Regions from separate parts of the Homo sapiens genome. Here region 1 is linked to region 2. The links are chromatin loops, found by intact Hi-C in ENCODE. Cell type or tissue: ascending aorta. All regions are shown on one strand. Each heading gives the region's core, and the rest is flanking DNA. Links, peaks and the distances in the headings are about the cores only.

What was found. A loop is a pair of places that touch in the nucleus more often than their neighbours do. Peaks named below come from ENCODE experiments on the same cell type or tissue, not always from the same donor. Only the 100,000 strongest peaks of a DNase experiment are listed, where the experiment ranks them.
Region 1: a loop joins it to region 2, with 10 times the contacts of the local background. A loop is called at or near these places in 4 of 110 quality-filtered maps.

Annotation. Positions count from the first base shown.
Region 1 is chr7:46,220,090-46,228,431 of GRCh38, forward strand. No RefSeq gene overlaps it. Among named protein-coding and RNA genes, the nearest start is that of IGFBP3, 300 kb to the left of the region's middle. In ascending aorta, for the core only: no CTCF peak of the experiment used is centred there; no DNase peak of the experiment used is centred there; H3K27ac peaks cover 953 bases.
Region 2 is chr7:46,142,761-46,151,102 of GRCh38, forward strand. It overlaps the pseudogene ZNF619P1. Among named protein-coding and RNA genes, the nearest start is that of IGFBP3, 230 kb to the left of the region's middle. In ascending aorta, for the core only: no CTCF peak of the experiment used is centred there; DNase peaks (open chromatin) are centred at 2,771 and 4,311; H3K27ac peaks cover 2,019 bases.

The DNA of each region.
Region 1 (8,342 bases), core at 299-8,298, 77 kb after region 2:
AGTAGGAGCTCAATAAGTTGTTGTGGAATGAATAAATGAATTAAGTCATTGATAAATTATTCACCACTGTAACCATAATGAATTCAGATCCAGCGTGAATACTGGGTGTCCCCTAGCCTGTCATGCAATGTTTCCGTATATTGGGAGTGTTTATGACACTGCAGTTGCACTGACTCACTGCACAACGTGTCTCACTCCCAGCCTGCAGGCCTCAGGTGGAGGCAGAGCCAACGTGGCACATTCCTGTGTCTCATTTCAACCTAGGGAAGCTGACTGTGAGTAGGGCATGAGGACTTTTGTGTCCAGGCAGGTTTATTATGAGGCTGCGGTCTTGTTCTACACCACGTACACACACAGATAATTGGACCTCTGCCTATGTACAGATGGCAGAAATTCGGTCAATTAGTCTCTCTCTCTCTCTGGAAAATTAGTAAGAATCAAAAATAGAAATAAGGACTGAGGAAGTCATTAAGCATTGTTAGTGGGGAGTAACTTGGTTAAGGCATTACAGACTCCTGTACTGAAAAGACAAGCAAAAGCCCTGGAGCCACCCAGGGTCCTGAGTGATGGTCCTGCACCCCCTCCCACTCTCCAAGGTCAGTTCCTGCAGGGCTGGTAAAACCTCCATGCCAGGGGTGCCCTCACAAATGTTTCTAAACCCAAGCCCTTGAGGTCACCTACATGAATTCCTTATACATACAGCCAACGAGTCTGCAGGAAGCCTGTCTCCAGGTTGGAGTCTGCTTTGTAGAGGACAAGGGAGCCATCCCTGAGGTGGGAGGGAAGAGGGGAGGAAGCCCAGGTGGGTTGGAGGCAGAGCTTCAAACATGGGCCTACAGGTATATAAGCTCTCAGAAGACAAGAGGGAGAAAGTGCTGGGAACACGGCAAAGAAGTGTTCATCATCTTAATTTTCCTGTAAGTATCATTCCAGAAAGAGGGAGACCAAGTTGTAATTCCAACCCAGGGTTCTCACTCCAGAACCCAGGTTTCTGTGCTGTATCCAAACCTCTAACGCTGACTCAGGCAGCTAACGGGAACAGCTGGACTGGACGGAGCAGCATGATTGGAGGAAACTATGTTCCTAGGAATACTGTTTTAACTCAATGAGTGTAGTCAAATTGTGGGTTATTGTGGTTTATTAAAGCAGAGCTCCATTGTTGGAATGCCAACTCCCTATCAGACCAGCACTGGGCTTTCTAATCTTAATTTATAGTCCTCTTGACCACCTTGCCAGTGGGTACAGGTGACTTTATTTAGCAAACGAGGAGACTGAGGCACAAAAAGTTTGATGAGTGTGCTCAGGGTTGCAGAGATTGTAGGTGACAAAGCTGAGAAAGCTTTGATAGATTGATGACTGATTTATTTTTTTCTTCCCTTTGTTCTTTTTTGCAACCTGGCATGTGCCGGGCAAGTTAACCTACTCCTATGAAAATGATCTGCTTTCAGACCACGCCCAACCTATCAGGGACATGAAGCAGGGCTGCAGAATATCAAAGCACCATCTAGAGACTCAAAATCCGGAGACCCTATCAATTCCAAGGAGGATAAAAATCACCTTTGATTGCTCGAATCTGGGAAGGGCAGGTAGATGGGGTGACATTTGAAATGAGTCTTGAAGAGTGTCTAGGAAATGACTGAAAAGAGGCTTTCCAGTGTGCGGGGCACGATCGCCCTTGATATTTAGTTGTGTTTTACTGGCTGAAAAGTCTTTTCTTATTTATTTTTTCACATAATAAAATTTGCACGGTGATTTTCATGGAGTGACCAAGATAAATAGGTGGAGCTGCAAATACGTGTGCTGAGCAAGGGCAATGGTCAGACGCTCAGCCACGGACAGAGCACTGGAGGACAGGTGCTCTGGGCCACCCCTTGGGGGATCGTGAAAAGCAGAATCCCCCTCCCCTCAGTAAGAACCCACTTTATTTAACAACAGCCACTGGAGAAGTTCAGAGAAACCAAAAGATGATTCTTTGAAAAGATGAATAAAATTGATAAATATCTAGCTGAGAGGAAGTAGGGGCAGGGGACATGGAAGAGAGGAGGGAGGAGAGAGGATGAAAAAGGGGCACCTACAGAGATCCTACAGACAGAAAGGAAAATAGGGAATACTGGGAAAACTTTATGTCAATAAATTTGACACACTAGCGTTAAAATAGAGAATTTTTTTTTCACCTGAGGTCAGGAGTTTGCGACGAGCCTGACCAACATGGTGAAACCCCGTCTCTACTAAAAAATACAAAAATTAGCCGGGCATGGTGGCAGGCGCCTATAGGCTGAAGTGCAATGGCACTGTCTGGGCTCAATGAAACCTCCGCCCCCGGGGTTCAAGCGATTGTCACGCCTCAGCCTCCTGAGTAGCTGAGATTACAGGTGCCCGCCACCATGACTAGCTATTTTTTTTTTTTTTTTGGTATTTTTAGTCGAGGTGGGGTTTCACTATGTTGGCCAGGCTGTTCTTGAACTCCTGACCTCAGGCGATTTGCTCGCCTCGGCCTCCCAAAGTGCTGGGATTACAGGCGTGAGCTACGGCATCTGGACTAGAAATGTTTTAAAAGACACAAATGACCAAGCTAGGTTTTGTTCCAAATGATGATGAAAAACCATTAAGCAGTCGTTGTTGTGAAGTGAGTTGAGGGGAAAGATGGGCATGGGAGCCCAGACCCAGTAACTTGCAGTTACCCAGGGAGTGAAGACGGGTCCTACTAGGAGGTTGATGGCGGCAGTGGCTGACAGCATCAGGAACTAGAGAAGAAGAGGAGTCCTGAGGATCCAAAGCTCTCAATATCATCAACTGGGGAAAGCCATTTATGGTCTCAGGACCTGGAGGTAGGAACACACTTGAGGGGTTTGGGCAAACAAGTGTTCAGTTTGGGGGATGTCAAGGCTGAATAGCTGGTATTCAAATGCATGGAGGTCGAGAGGCAGTTGTGCATGCTAATACCATGCAGAAGAAATGTTGGGACAGGAGATGTAAACATTAGGAAGCTATCAGCACATAGTGCAGCTTCAGAGCAGTGAGTGCAGTGAGAATGGGAGAATCAGACTGAGCCGGAACTTTTCTGGGAACTGGGGAGAAGAAGGAACAACACAGGAGGAAAGCCAGAGGGAGTGATGCGATGACAGCTGAGCCCACAGAGCCTTTTCTAAAAAAGTGATGACAAAGTCTGTGTCAAATGCTGCTGAAAGGCCTGTATAGTGAACATTGCAAATTTCCCATGAGTTTTGATCAAGTGAAATTTATTAGTGACCCTGATGAGAACATTTTCACTGAAAGGAAGGACACCTGGAATGATGGAATGGAAGAAAGGAAGGACAAATATTAGACGCAGATGCTATAAACAATTCTTTCAAGGGGTTGATGATAGAAGAAAGCAAAAATAATGGTGGAAAATATTGGTACCATGTTAATACTTCGACGCTAGAGAAAATTGTTGTTAAAGTGAGGGATAATGTGGCGAGTATGATGTTGTTGGTAACTACTTAGTAAATATTGATAGGGTTGATTGTGGAAGACAGCGTGGCTATTCCTCAAGGATCTAGAACCAGAAATACCATTTGACTCAGTAATGCCATTACTGGGTATATACCCAAAGGAATAGAAATCATTCTACTATAAAGATACATGCACACGTATGTTTATCGCAGCACTATTTGCAATAGCAAAGACATGGAACCAACCCAAATGCCCATCAATGATAGACTGGATAAAGAAAATGTGGTACAAGTACACCACGGAATACTATGCAGCCATAAAAAGGAATGAGATCATGTGCTTTGCAGGGACATGGATGAAGCTAGAAGCCATCATCCTCAGCAAACTAACACAGGAACAGAAAATCAAACACTGCATGTTTTCACTCATAATTGGGAGCTGAACATTGGAAACACATGGACACAGAGAGGGGAACAACCATCAGGGCCTGTTGAGGGGTGGGGGGTGAGGGGAGGGAACTTAGAGGACGGGTCAATAGGTACAGCAAACCACCACGGCACTCGTATACCTATGTAACAAACCTGCATGTTCTGCATATGTATCCCATTTTTTAGAAGCTATAAAGAAAAAAGATATTGATAGGGTTGAATTGGAAATCCCCAACTCCAACATTTTCTGCAGAAATCAAACACACAAAAGCTAAAATATATTTTAAATGTACTATGTAATTTCTTACTTAATTGTATTATGAAGTGAATTTTTCTGCAAAGCAAAATATCTTTTAGCAAAGACCTGAGCCCTGTGATGAATGACTCTTTGAGCCCACTTTCCCCACACTGGGCTCACTGACCAGCAGGACGTGGGTGACACTGATCCCAACAACCTGCTCATCTGGTTGACAACTTAGGGATCATTGTGCAGCTGTTCTCTATAGGGAACCCTAAACTAAAGGTCAGACGGGAACCTGAAGTCATTCTTAGCATCAAGGAATGCGTCTGGATGGATATTAGGCATTTTCCAAGAACTTATTTCACAGTGATTAAGGCATTTCTTGGGAGAAGCTCTAGAATTTAGAAATCTTTTGGCATTTCTGGCTTAGCGGAGCTTTTTCCGTTCAGAAGTTCTTCCACTGCCTCATTATTTTTAAAATAAATGTTTATGGAAAGACATTGTTAAAGGAAAACAGAGTTTAGCAATTATTTCTATTCAGATTCTTTCCCTTAAATCTGGTAATATTTTAGGTTGGACCTATCTGAATATTTTTAGTGTTGATCAACACTGATTATTAGTGATTTGCATTTTTACAAGAAATTGATTGTATGAGTATACATACAGTACTAGGCATATAAGAAACATTGGTTTGAAAGTGTTACAAAAAGAATATGGATTTAACTTTTTTTCTTTCTTTCATCTTTCTTCCTTACATATTTATTGAAAGCCAACATGTAGTGGGAACTGTGTTTTTTCATGGAATTCAAAGAAGATACTGGCATAGGTACTGCCCTATGGGATTCCACAGCCCAGTGTGGGAGCCTGTCACAGAAACTAACAACAGTGGCAGCAGTGACACTGGGGTAATAATAAGCTACTACTGTTTAGTATGTGCCAGGCTCTCTGCTAAGCACTGTGCACAGATTATTTCACCCACTGTCAAAAGCACATGCTATCATTTTCCTTATGGTTTTAGATGAGAAACCTGAAGAGCAGAGAGGTTGAGTGACTTGTCCTTCCTGTCACAGGATTGGTGAGCCACAGAGGCGCGCATCCCCACAGCCAGCACTTGGCACGATGACCCAGGGAGGGAGCAGAGGAAGTGCCCCAGGGAATCCAGGGGACCCATTCAGCAGCCCAGATGGAGGGTCTTAAAAGATACATAGGAGTAAGTCCAGAGAAGAGGGGTTGTGGAAGGCAGCCACTGGCAGGAATGAAACGATGAATGCCTGAGAGGTGAGGTGCTTTGGCAGAGAGGAAATTGTAGTAATGCAGAGTCGCTGGAGTGGAGAGAGGGGGATGAGAATCAGCATAGTGGGCTGAGGGGCTGGAAGGGAGTGAGGAACTTAGGCATTTTGTCAAGAAGATGGAATTCTGTCTAGTGGATTTTACTGTCACCGAACCAAACTGGATCAATTTGCCTACACAACGGAAAGTCAAACACCCAAGCACTGAGTTTTTGCAGCAAGGAAGTTTGATTGCTGTTTGGACAGAAGAGAGCAGGAAATGCTCAACTCTGTCTCTCTGAGCTGGGTTTGGAGCTTTATAAGCATAGGTAATGAGGTGCGATCTGACTGGATCTTGCAATTAGGTTTTGCTGGGAGGCATGATCTGACTGGATTCTGCCATGGAGAGATGCTAGGCTTGATATGATTGGATCCTGGATCCTGGTATACCCTGTTGGCTTCTTAATTCAGTCCCACTCCTCTGCCTGACCACTTAGGTTCCACTGGTGCCTTGTTTCTCTGGGAATGCTCCAGTTACGTGGCCTTCAACATGGGGGTCCATGGCAACTGACAAACAACTCATGACTCTGTTACATAAAAATTGAACCAGATCAATCTGTGTGGTGACATTGGGAAGAATATTTGGGGTTTGGGGGGGACATACTTTACAAAGAACATTCCATATGTTCTACAGAGATGGGACTGGAGAGGGAGAGAACTAAGGTAAGAGATTGGGAAAGAAAAATGGATTGAACAAATATTTAGAAACTAATAATGATGCAGCCTAGAGAATGCTTGTTTAAAGAGTAGAAAGGTGAAAAGGAATGTGGAATGTACCCGACTTCCTGGACATGGTTCTTGCTCTTTTTCTTGTGATACAAATCTAACTCCTTTTATGCAAGGGTCAGACCTACGACTAATTTTCCCACTCTGTAAGGCTGGGATTCCATTGGGAATCTAGGGCTGAGAAAACTCTATCCCCATTGAGATTGCTCTTCTCACCCCCACTTTGCACACCTGTCTGTTTCCCTGTGGGGCTGTATGAATTATTTGGATGCAACAAGCTGATGTTGTTATAATCTGAAGCTTCAGAGCCTGCCTGGTACCTGCAACACAATTGATATTTTAAAAAAGTGCCTAAGGAAGGAAACCATAGTAACATCAGAGTGAAGAAAACCTAGCAGACACCACCTTAATCAGGTGACCAGGATCATCATCACCAGGAATAAGACCTATTGGTACCATGTACTGCTAATGATATGATGTGTAGGGCATTTCATGTGCATGTCGCTCCTCTCCAAAATCTCTAACCCTAGTCTAATAATGAGCAAACACCAGACAAACCCAAATTGGGAACATCCTACAAGATACTTGACCAGTACTCTTCAAAAATGCAGGGTCATGAAAGATAAGGAGAGACAGACATTGCTGAGCTTCACCTGAGCCCTGTATCCCCAGAAGCATGAAGATGGAGAAATCTACCTACCAGCCCACATATTCTCACTCTCAACCTGTCTACCTGCCCCTTTAAGACACCAGACTCTTCAGTGATGTATGTTCTCCCTGTTACGATGACCTGAATTACATCATCCTTAGTTGTCTGTTGCATTTTGTCTTTCCAAAGACTGAGAAAACAAATACTTGTAATGTGATATTCTCAAATGCCCTAAACAGATAAAGGGCATTTGTGGGACACCCGGGGAAATATTAATAAAGTCGGCAGTTTAGTTAGTAGTATTGTGTTAATGTTAATGTTTTCATTTCAATAAATGCATGTGATTATGCAAAATGTTAACATTAGGGGAACATAGGTGAACCCTGTACTATCTTTTTAAGTATCTGGTGTGTCCAAAATTATTTGAAAAAAATCTTTTTTAAAGTTTCTGCTAAATGGCTAAATATCAGCAACATTTGTGTCTCCTCTGGAGCTCTGGAATCCTAAAATGTTGCAGAGGATGGTGAAGTGCACGTCCCAGAGCCACATCTAAGATGTGGCACTCATTCTCCACACTGCCAACAGTACTGAAAAAGGACAGCCCAGCCAGTGCTTCTCTAGGCGTTGCCTGAGCCAATAAGAGACCAAGACCCTGCTTCTCTCCAGGGGAACACATTTACCAAGACTAGTGACAGTGAGGGATAGAAAGGCCTTCCCCCTTGCTTTATGGAGGGTGCCTTTGGGGCCCTTTTTTGACGCAGAGTTTTCTGTCTTATGACCACATTACATTACAAACCTTGCATTTTCCCAATTCTATCAACTTCAACCCCCCCTTGATTGTTGATCCCAACAGCATTCACCAAATAAACTTCCTCTTCAAAATCTTTGGCTAAGAGACTATATTCCAGGGAACCTGACCTCTGTCAGGCATTTACTACATTGGTGCAAAAGTAATTGAGGTTTTTAACCATTACTTTTAACTGCAAAATCCTCAATTTCTTTTAATAAAAGGCACTCCACACACACACACGCACACACACACAAAACCACCTGCACTACTGTACTAATTGGGGTTGTCCAGAAAAACAGAACCAATGTAAGGGGCTTATTTTTAATAACTAGCTCATGTGATTGTAGGGGCTGGCAAGTTGGAAATCTGCAGGGCAGGCCAGCAGCCTGGAGAAACAGGGAGGGTTTCTATGTTGCAGTCTGGAAGCAGAATTCCTTCTTTCAGAAATTTCAATCTTTGCTCATGGGTCCTTTAACGGATTCAACTGACTTGAAAAGGCCTATCCATCCACATTATGTAGGGCAATTTGCTTTATGCAAAGTCTACTGATTTAAATGTTAATCACATCTAAAAAATACCTTCACAGCAACATCAAGACTGATGCTTGGCTAAACATCTAGGCACCATGACCTACCCAAGTTGACACAAAAAAATCAACCATTACAGTCCACCCACACTGTCAGCAAACGTAAAAGCAATAATTGCACATAGCATAGGCCATGGCAGAGCATGCTGTCTAGAGGGA
Region 2 (8,342 bases), core at 233-8,232:
TGTAGAAAGCTGAAACTTGATCCCTTCCTTACACCTTATACAAAAATCAATTCAAGATGGATTAAAGACTTAAACGTTAGACCTAAAACCATAAAAACCCTAGAAGAAAACCTAGGCATTACCATTCAGGACATAGGCATGGGCAAGGACTTCATGTCTAAAACACCAAAAGCAATGGCAACAAAAGCCAAAATTGACAAATGGGATCTAATTAAACTAAAGAACTTCTGCACAGCAAAAGAAACTACCATCAGAGTGAACAGGCAACCTACAAAATGGGAGAAAATTTTCACAACCTACTCATCTGACAAAGGGCTAATATCCAGAATCTACAATGAACTCAAACAAATTTACAAGAGTTGATTTTTTTTAAATAGTGAAAGACAGGGTCTAGTTTCATTCTTTTGCATGTGGATATCCAGTTTTTTTCAGCAGCATTTATTAAAGAGACTGTTTTTTCCTCACCTTTGTTAAAAATTAGTTAGCTCTAGGTGTGTGGATTCCTTTCTGGACTCTCTATTCTACTCTATTGGTCTATGTGTCTGTTTTTATGCAGGTGTCGTATTGTTTTGACTATGATAGCTTTGCAGTATTGCAGGGACCAAGGGGAGATTTCCCCCTTTGCCCTCAGAAGATTCATTGGAAAATCAACTTGCAAAATATAGATTAATAAAGGCATACACATTTATTTAACATGTGTACACAGAGACCTTCAGAATGAAGACCCAAAGATTCAGGGGAAATTGTCCACTTTTGTGCTTAGGTTCAACAAAGTACGAACAGTTTTGAAGAAATACGACTGGACAAAAAAGGACATGATCTAATGCTAATAGATGGAGTGGGGAAACCCAACAAGGCCTGTCTGTCAATATTTCTCTTGGCCTCTCTGAGTGGCATTCCTTCCTTCTGGGTGTAAAGCAGGACCCTCTCTGGAATGGGGGGGTCTTATGACCTATAGTCAAGCAAGGTAGATCAGGTAACTTTTTTTCTTTTTAAGTTATTTTTTTACATGGCCAGTTTTTACATAGAAAGGTGGAGAAAAAATTAGAGTACTATTTTTAGGTTTTATGACTGTCTTTGGGGAAAAGAGATTCTGGTTTCTATGAGCCACCTTACAGAATGGGAATTCTAGTTTCTATGGCAAGCCTCAGGGGAGAATGGGACTGAGAGACAGGAAGGCATGAAAAGTCAAAGAAAATCTTTTGTTTCTGAGGCTGATTCTGAGGCTTTCATTTTGGGCTACTGTTTTCTGAACCCCAACAGTGTATTTTGAAGTCTGGTAGTGTGATGCCTTCAGCTTCAGCTTTGCTCTTTTTGCTAAAGATTGCAGTAGGCAATTACAAATACTCCTGAAACAAATGAAAAAAAATAGAAAGTGGAATCAAAGAAAAGAAACTGTGAAAGAGAACTGAAAGGAAATGATAGAACTGAAAAATACAATGACTGAAATTTAAAACTTACTGTATAGGCTTGTTAACAGGATGAATATAAAAGAAAGAATCAGTGAACTTGAAGATGGAGCAATATAATTACCTAATACAAACAACAGTGAGAAAACTGTGAGACAGTAACACAGATCTAACATTTGTACCATCAGAGTCCCAGAGGGAGGGCAATAAAAGGGTGGGGCTGAGAAACTAACTGAAGAAACAAAGGCTGAAAATGTCTCAGATTTGACAAAGAATGTAGAGCAACACTTTAAAAAAGCCGAGTGTTCTCCAAACAAGATAAGCCTAAATAATTACAAAACAAAACACATCATAATTGAACTTTAGAAAACTAAAGACAAAAAAAGAAAAAAAAAAAAAGCATTGATCCTTGGGCACCCATGGATGAAGAGGCTCCGAGAGATGCTGCATAGGTGGAAAAACCAAGACCAGGAGTGGGAACCAGATCCAAAGCTGAACATTTCAGAGGATCCTGAGTGTCAGATGTCCAGGGCAGCATTGCTGATGTTCCCCAGGACTCTGACCTCAGGGACGGTTCAGAGAAGCTGCAGCTGTACGACACAGGGAAGAAAACAAAATTAAAGAGCAGAGAATTTAGGGTTTTGACAGCCCAAGGTTATAACCCTCCACCATCTAAAGAGGAGATAGCCAAGAAATTGGGAAAAAGTGAAGTCAGCACACACCTCATTGCAATTCAGAGCATTGCTAGGATGCAGTTGTTCCATATATGTAGCAAATATTTCAACTGACATTCAGATCTTCACAAGCACCACAGGATCCCTGCTCATGAGAAGGTCTACAGTGGAAAGAAGATGGGAAAGGCTTCAGATATGGGTTGAAATAGTCATGGCACCAGAAAATCCACACTGGGAAGAAGCCCTGCTCACATCAAGCATGTAGACAATGCCTTCACTGGGCATTGGGAAGGAGGAAAGAAAGGAGGAAAGAAAGTCCTTCCTTCTGCAACATCAGAAACTTCATAATGGAGAGAAGCCCTAGAAATGTGGGGACTTGGGGAAAACCTTCAGATATAATGGAACACTTATTCAGCATCAGAGAACCCACACTGGGGAGAAACCCTTTGAATGTAAGGAATATGAACATGCTTTTCGGTTCATGAGTGTGCATTCACACTAAGGAGAAACCCTACAAATGTAAAGGGTGTGGGTGTAGTTTTAGTCTTCCTCTGTCCTGATTCAGCATCACAGAGTCTACAGGGAGAGAAATGTTATGAATGTAAAGAGCATGCAGGGCCTTCTGCCAGAGGTGGGTAATTCTTCAGCACCAGAGATTCCATGCTGGGAAACCGTCTGTGAACTTGGGGAATGCTGGCAAAGGCTCCCTGTGTCTCTTGCTTCACAGTGCAGCAAGGAACACACACTGGGGGAGAATTTCATGAATGCCAGGAATGTGAGAAAGCATCCAGTTGAAAAATCATCTAGGTTCTGCATCAGAGTTTGCACTGGGGAGAAACTTTATGAGTGTAAGGTGTGTGGGACAACAGCCTTCCAATGGGGCACAGCTTTCAGTTTTACTCAGCATCAAAAATTGCACTTTGGGAGGCCGAGGTGGGGGAATCACAAGGTCAGGAGTTCAAGACCAGCCTGGCCAAGATGGTGAAACTCCATCTCTACAAGAAATATAAAAATTAGTGGGGCACGGTGGCAGGCGCCTGTAATCCCAGCTACTCGGGAGGGGAGGCTGAAGCAGGAGAATCACTTGCACCCCGGGGGCGGATATTGCAGTGAGCCGAGATCGCACCACTGCACTCCAGCTTGGGTGACAGAGTGAGACTCGGTCTCAAAAAAAAAAAAAAAATTGCACAACGGGAAGAAAGGCACCCATGGTTCTGGGCTGCTCTTTTCTGTCCCCCTCCCCTTCTTGCCAATGCTTGTGGTCTGCCCCAGTTGTGACCCTCTCCCCTCCTCCCCACCTCTAGTGCCCCTTCTCCCTCTATGCCCCTTTTATGCTATTCTTTTCTTTTGAGTACATCTCCTTCAGGACCTTGCTTCCTCTGGAAGTCACTCCTCATAGCCTGAAAGCTTTGTCTCACTCCCTATGAACTCCTTTATGTTTTCATTACCCATCAATAATGGCCCAAAGTGAGCAGGGTTCTCACTGGTTTCCCATCATGTCTTTAATGACACTTTCCTGGTCTTGCAGAAGTTATTATCACTTTCCCAACTCCTTTTCAATTTCTCACATTAAAGACCACTTTTAATGACTCTGACTCTATCCCCTGGGAAGGAAATGGACTATCTATTTAGTTTGCCCTGCTTTGGGGGTTACTGGAGTTGGAAGAGTTTGTAGAAGATTTGGGGTTTTAGGAGATTGTGTCATCACAAGTCACAGACCATTGTAATTGGAGAAGCCTTCTGGAAGAGGCCATCAGAGAAGGCACCCAGTGGTTGCCCTCGGGATGGATGATGAGCCATTTGGTTGGTCAGGGGCAAGGCTCATTGTGCGGAACCGGAGTCTTGGTATTTTTAATTGCCCTCATAATTTTTATTACCAGTTATGAGTATCCTGGGTGACTATGTCATAGACCAAGAAAATAACCTCTGAACAGAATGTGAGTGATTAATTTAAAATTATGGCTTTAACTAGACTGGAAGGGAATGTGGTTTTTCTGTTTGGATTTCTTTTCTATTCTTATTCAGATGTCTGTTAACTTCAGTGTTCACTCCAATCCATAGATGCCAAGAGTGAAGTGGGCTGGGGCATTTCATTTCTAAAAGTACACATGGCATGGAGTCAGCAGCTTCACGCTGGGAAGTGCCCGAGAAAAGGGGAGGAGCGATGCACCCCTGGCCTGCTGAGAGGAGTCTGTGCCAGCCTCACTTCTGATGCCTCACAGCTCTCTGACACGATTGCATCCCCCAGATGCCTCACGGAGAAAATGTGAATTTGGGACTGGTGACACGTCAATTAATTTCACAACACCGGAAAGCACACTCAGGATGCTGGTCTTATCACGTGTTGGATCTCACTGGATTAGCTGTTTTCCCTCCAGTGGCTGGAGCCTAGGACCATCCTGGATGGCAGCATCTCAGACTCAGAATAGTGCAGCAACAGGGAAAGCTATTCAAAAAGTATATCCAGTGGGAAGAGAGTTCTCAAAAAATTGTATATACACTATTATTATAACAGCATGATATTATGTCTGTGGGGCAGGGCACGGGGAGATGTTTATTGCAAATGTATTTTGGTCAGGTTTAGGAATTTATACTTTAAAAAGCCAACTTTTAAGTGCATATTTTAATGAGTTTTGAGAAATGAATACAATTGCATAGCCAAGATGCAGAAAATTTTCACCACCTAGAAAAGTATGCTTGGTGTCTATTGTTCCCTTCTTTATGTCCATGTGTGCTCTATGTTTAGTTCCCACTTATAAGTGAGAATATGTGGTATTTGGTTTTCTGTTTCTGTCTTAATTTGCTTAGGCTTGCAGCCATTATCCTGAAAGGACATAATTTTGTTATTTTATAGCTGTGTAGTATTCCATGGTATATATGTACCTCATTTTCTTTATTCAGTCCACTACTGATGGGCATCTAGGCTGATTCCATGTCTTTGCTATTGTAAATAGTGCTGTGATCAACATATGCACGCATATGTCTTTGCCGTGGAATGATCTATATCTCTTTGGGTATATACGCAAAATGGGATGGCTAGGCTGAAGGGTATTTCTGTCTTAAGTTCCTTGAGAAATCTCCAAACTGCTTTCCATGGTGGCTGAACTACTTTACATTCCCACCAGCAGTGTATAAACGAGCCGTATTCTCTGCAACCTTACCAGAATCTGTTGTTTTTTGAACTTTTAATAGTAGCCATTCTGACTGGTGTGAGATGATATCTCATTGTGGTTTTTAATTTGCATTTCTCTAATGATTAATGATGTTGAGTATTTTTTCATCTGCTTGTTGGCTGAGTGTATGTCTTCATTTGAGAAGTGTCTGTTCATGTCCTTTGCCCATTTTATAATGAGGTTTTTTTGTGTGTGTGTTGACTTGTTAAAGCTTGTTATAGATTCTGGGTATTAGATCTTTGTTGGATGTGTAATTTGCAAATGTTTTCTTCCATTCTGTAGGTTGTCTGTTTACTCTGTTGATAGTTCCTTTTGGTGCAAGCATCTGGAAAGCTCTCAAGTACCAGGCAAGTTATAGGGATGTATTGCTAAATGGAGATTTGATATCTTTTATTCCTCCCATGATTTTTCTGCTGTTATTTTTTTAAGTCAGCAGTGATTGCTTTTATTGGTAAGGATATCCAGATATAGAAAAGTATACCAAATAGTACAGAATAAACATCCAAATATTTATATCAACTGGAATTTTCTCTGTGACATTGGATAAGTAGCTGAATTTTACTGAATTTTTTCATAGTTAAAATAGGAACAGCACTCTTGCCAGGAGGATCAAATGCGTAGATAGACATAAAAATGCTTCTTCACTTCTCTTCCCTCTGAATCTCCATTTCTCTTTCTATTTACTTGTTTTTAAATAGACTATTTTAGAATAATTTTATTTTATAGAAAAATTTATTTCTTTATAACAATCATGTTATAATTTATATTAATTTAATTTATATAATTTTTATTTATAAAGATAAATTTTATGATTTCTAATTTTAATTTATAATTTAAAAAATTTTCCATAAGTTACTGGGGTACAGGTGGTATTTGGTTATATGAGTAAGTTATTTAGTGGTGACTTGTGAGATTTTGGTGCACCCATCATGTGAGCAGTATACACTGCACCATATTTGTAGTCTTTTATTCCTCACTCCCCTCCTACTCTTCCCCCCCAAATTCCCAAAGTCCATTGTATTATTTTTATGCCTTTGTGTCCTCATAGCTTAGCTCCCATATATCAGTGAGAACATACAATGTTTGGTTTTCCATTCCTGAGTTACTTCATGTAGAATAATAGTCTCCAATCTCATCCAGGTCACTGCAAATGCTGTTAATTCATTCTTTTTATGGCTGCATAGTATTCCATTGTGTATATACACACACACACATATATATATATATCACAGTTTCTTTATCCACTCATTGATTGATGGGCATTTGGTTCATTCTATTTTATAGAAAAATTGCAAAGATAGTGCAGAGAGTTCCCATATACCTGTTTAACACCTTATATTAGTATGGTACATTTTTCACAATTAATGAATCAACGTTGCAACACTATTATTAACTAAAGTCCATACTTTATTCAGATTTCCTTAATTTTTACCTTATGTTCTTTTTCTGATCCAGGATCCCACTGTGGATATTGCATGGCATTTAGTCGTTATGTCTCCTCCAGCTCCTCTTGGCTGTGACAGTTTCTCAGAATTTTGTTGCTTTTGATGATCTTGACAGTTTGAGGAGGACTGGTTAGGTGTTTTGTATAATGTCCCCTAACTGTTATTTGTCTAATGTCTTTCTCATCAACAGACTGGGGTTATAGGTTCTTGGGAGGAAGGCCACAGAGATAGAGGGCCATTTTCATCACATCCTGTCAAGGGTAAGCACTGTCAGCATGACTTCGCCCTGTTAATGTTGACCCTGATCTCTGGCTGAGGTTATGTTGGTGATATTTCTCTACTGTCAAGTTACTTGTTTTCTTTTCATACTGTACTCTTTGGATGGAAGACACTATCAACAATCAACACTTAAGGGGTGAAGAGTTTACTCCATCTTCTAGAGGCCAGAGTTTCTACATAAATTATTCGGAATGCTCCCGCCTAGGACATTTTTCTCTTCACCCCCATTTATTTATTTATTCAATGTTTTATTTTGATCAGTATGGACTCATGTTTATTTATTTCATATTTTGAATTATCATCCAATGTTACTTTTTGTTTTTCAAATTGTTTCAGTTTTGGCCATTGAGACCTTTTCCAGTTGGTTTCTGTGTTCCTTTGACATGCCCCCAACATGTTTGTTTTGGGTTTTATTTTCAGCACTTGCTCGCTTTTTGGCACAGTAAGATACTTCGGGATCATCTCGTATACTTCCTGTTCCAGTCCTAGAATCAGCAATTTTTCTGAGAACCCCTGGCTCCTTTCATGAGAGAATGATGTTAGACACCAAGATCTGGGTGCCTGTGCTTGCTGGTGCTGGGGTATAGTTGCTTGCAGGCACTTTGACCTGACAGAGCAAGAAAATACATATGCATACCAACCTGCATGTGTACACATTTCTGTGTGTGCCTATCTCTACATCAAGATAAACATGAGTTCACAGTGATGTTTCCAAGACTAATCCACTACCATATGGGTCATTAGAGCCTCCTCTCTTGCTTGTTGCCTCTCCCACAGTGAGAAACCTGGCTCTTACCACCTGCCATTCATTTACTTAATTGTTCAGTTGTAGTGTACATGTATAGTGTTTTCAGAATCATTTTTTTTGCTTACTCTATAAGCTAACCATTACCTTCTGCCTCAGCTCAGTGCTTTTGTGCTTGTGCCTTACATTCCCTACTGTAAATCCACAAAGACAAGATTTGTATATATTTGATTCTCCTTTATTTCCATTGTAGAAGAAGGAATTTATTTGTCTCATGATTTTTTAAAGAAATATTTTAGATTCCTTAAAATAGGGCCATTTTAGGAGAAGGAATTCTATGCATGTGTGGGGACAGGTGGGTGCAACTTGGAAGTTCTGTTAACAAGAAAAGCTTGTGATGATGGGTGTGAAAATGAGTGGGAGGTGGCTGTGGTGAACAAGATGTCTCCAGACTAAAGAATTACAGGAAATTATCCAGGTGGATTCAATCTATAGTATGTGTCATTGCCACATGGAATATGGGATGACCAGATTCTAACTCAATGGTTCTAAGTCATGTTGATATCTAACACAAAGAGCAGTGACTTTTTTCTGGGCTCATGAGATAGAGGAGTCTA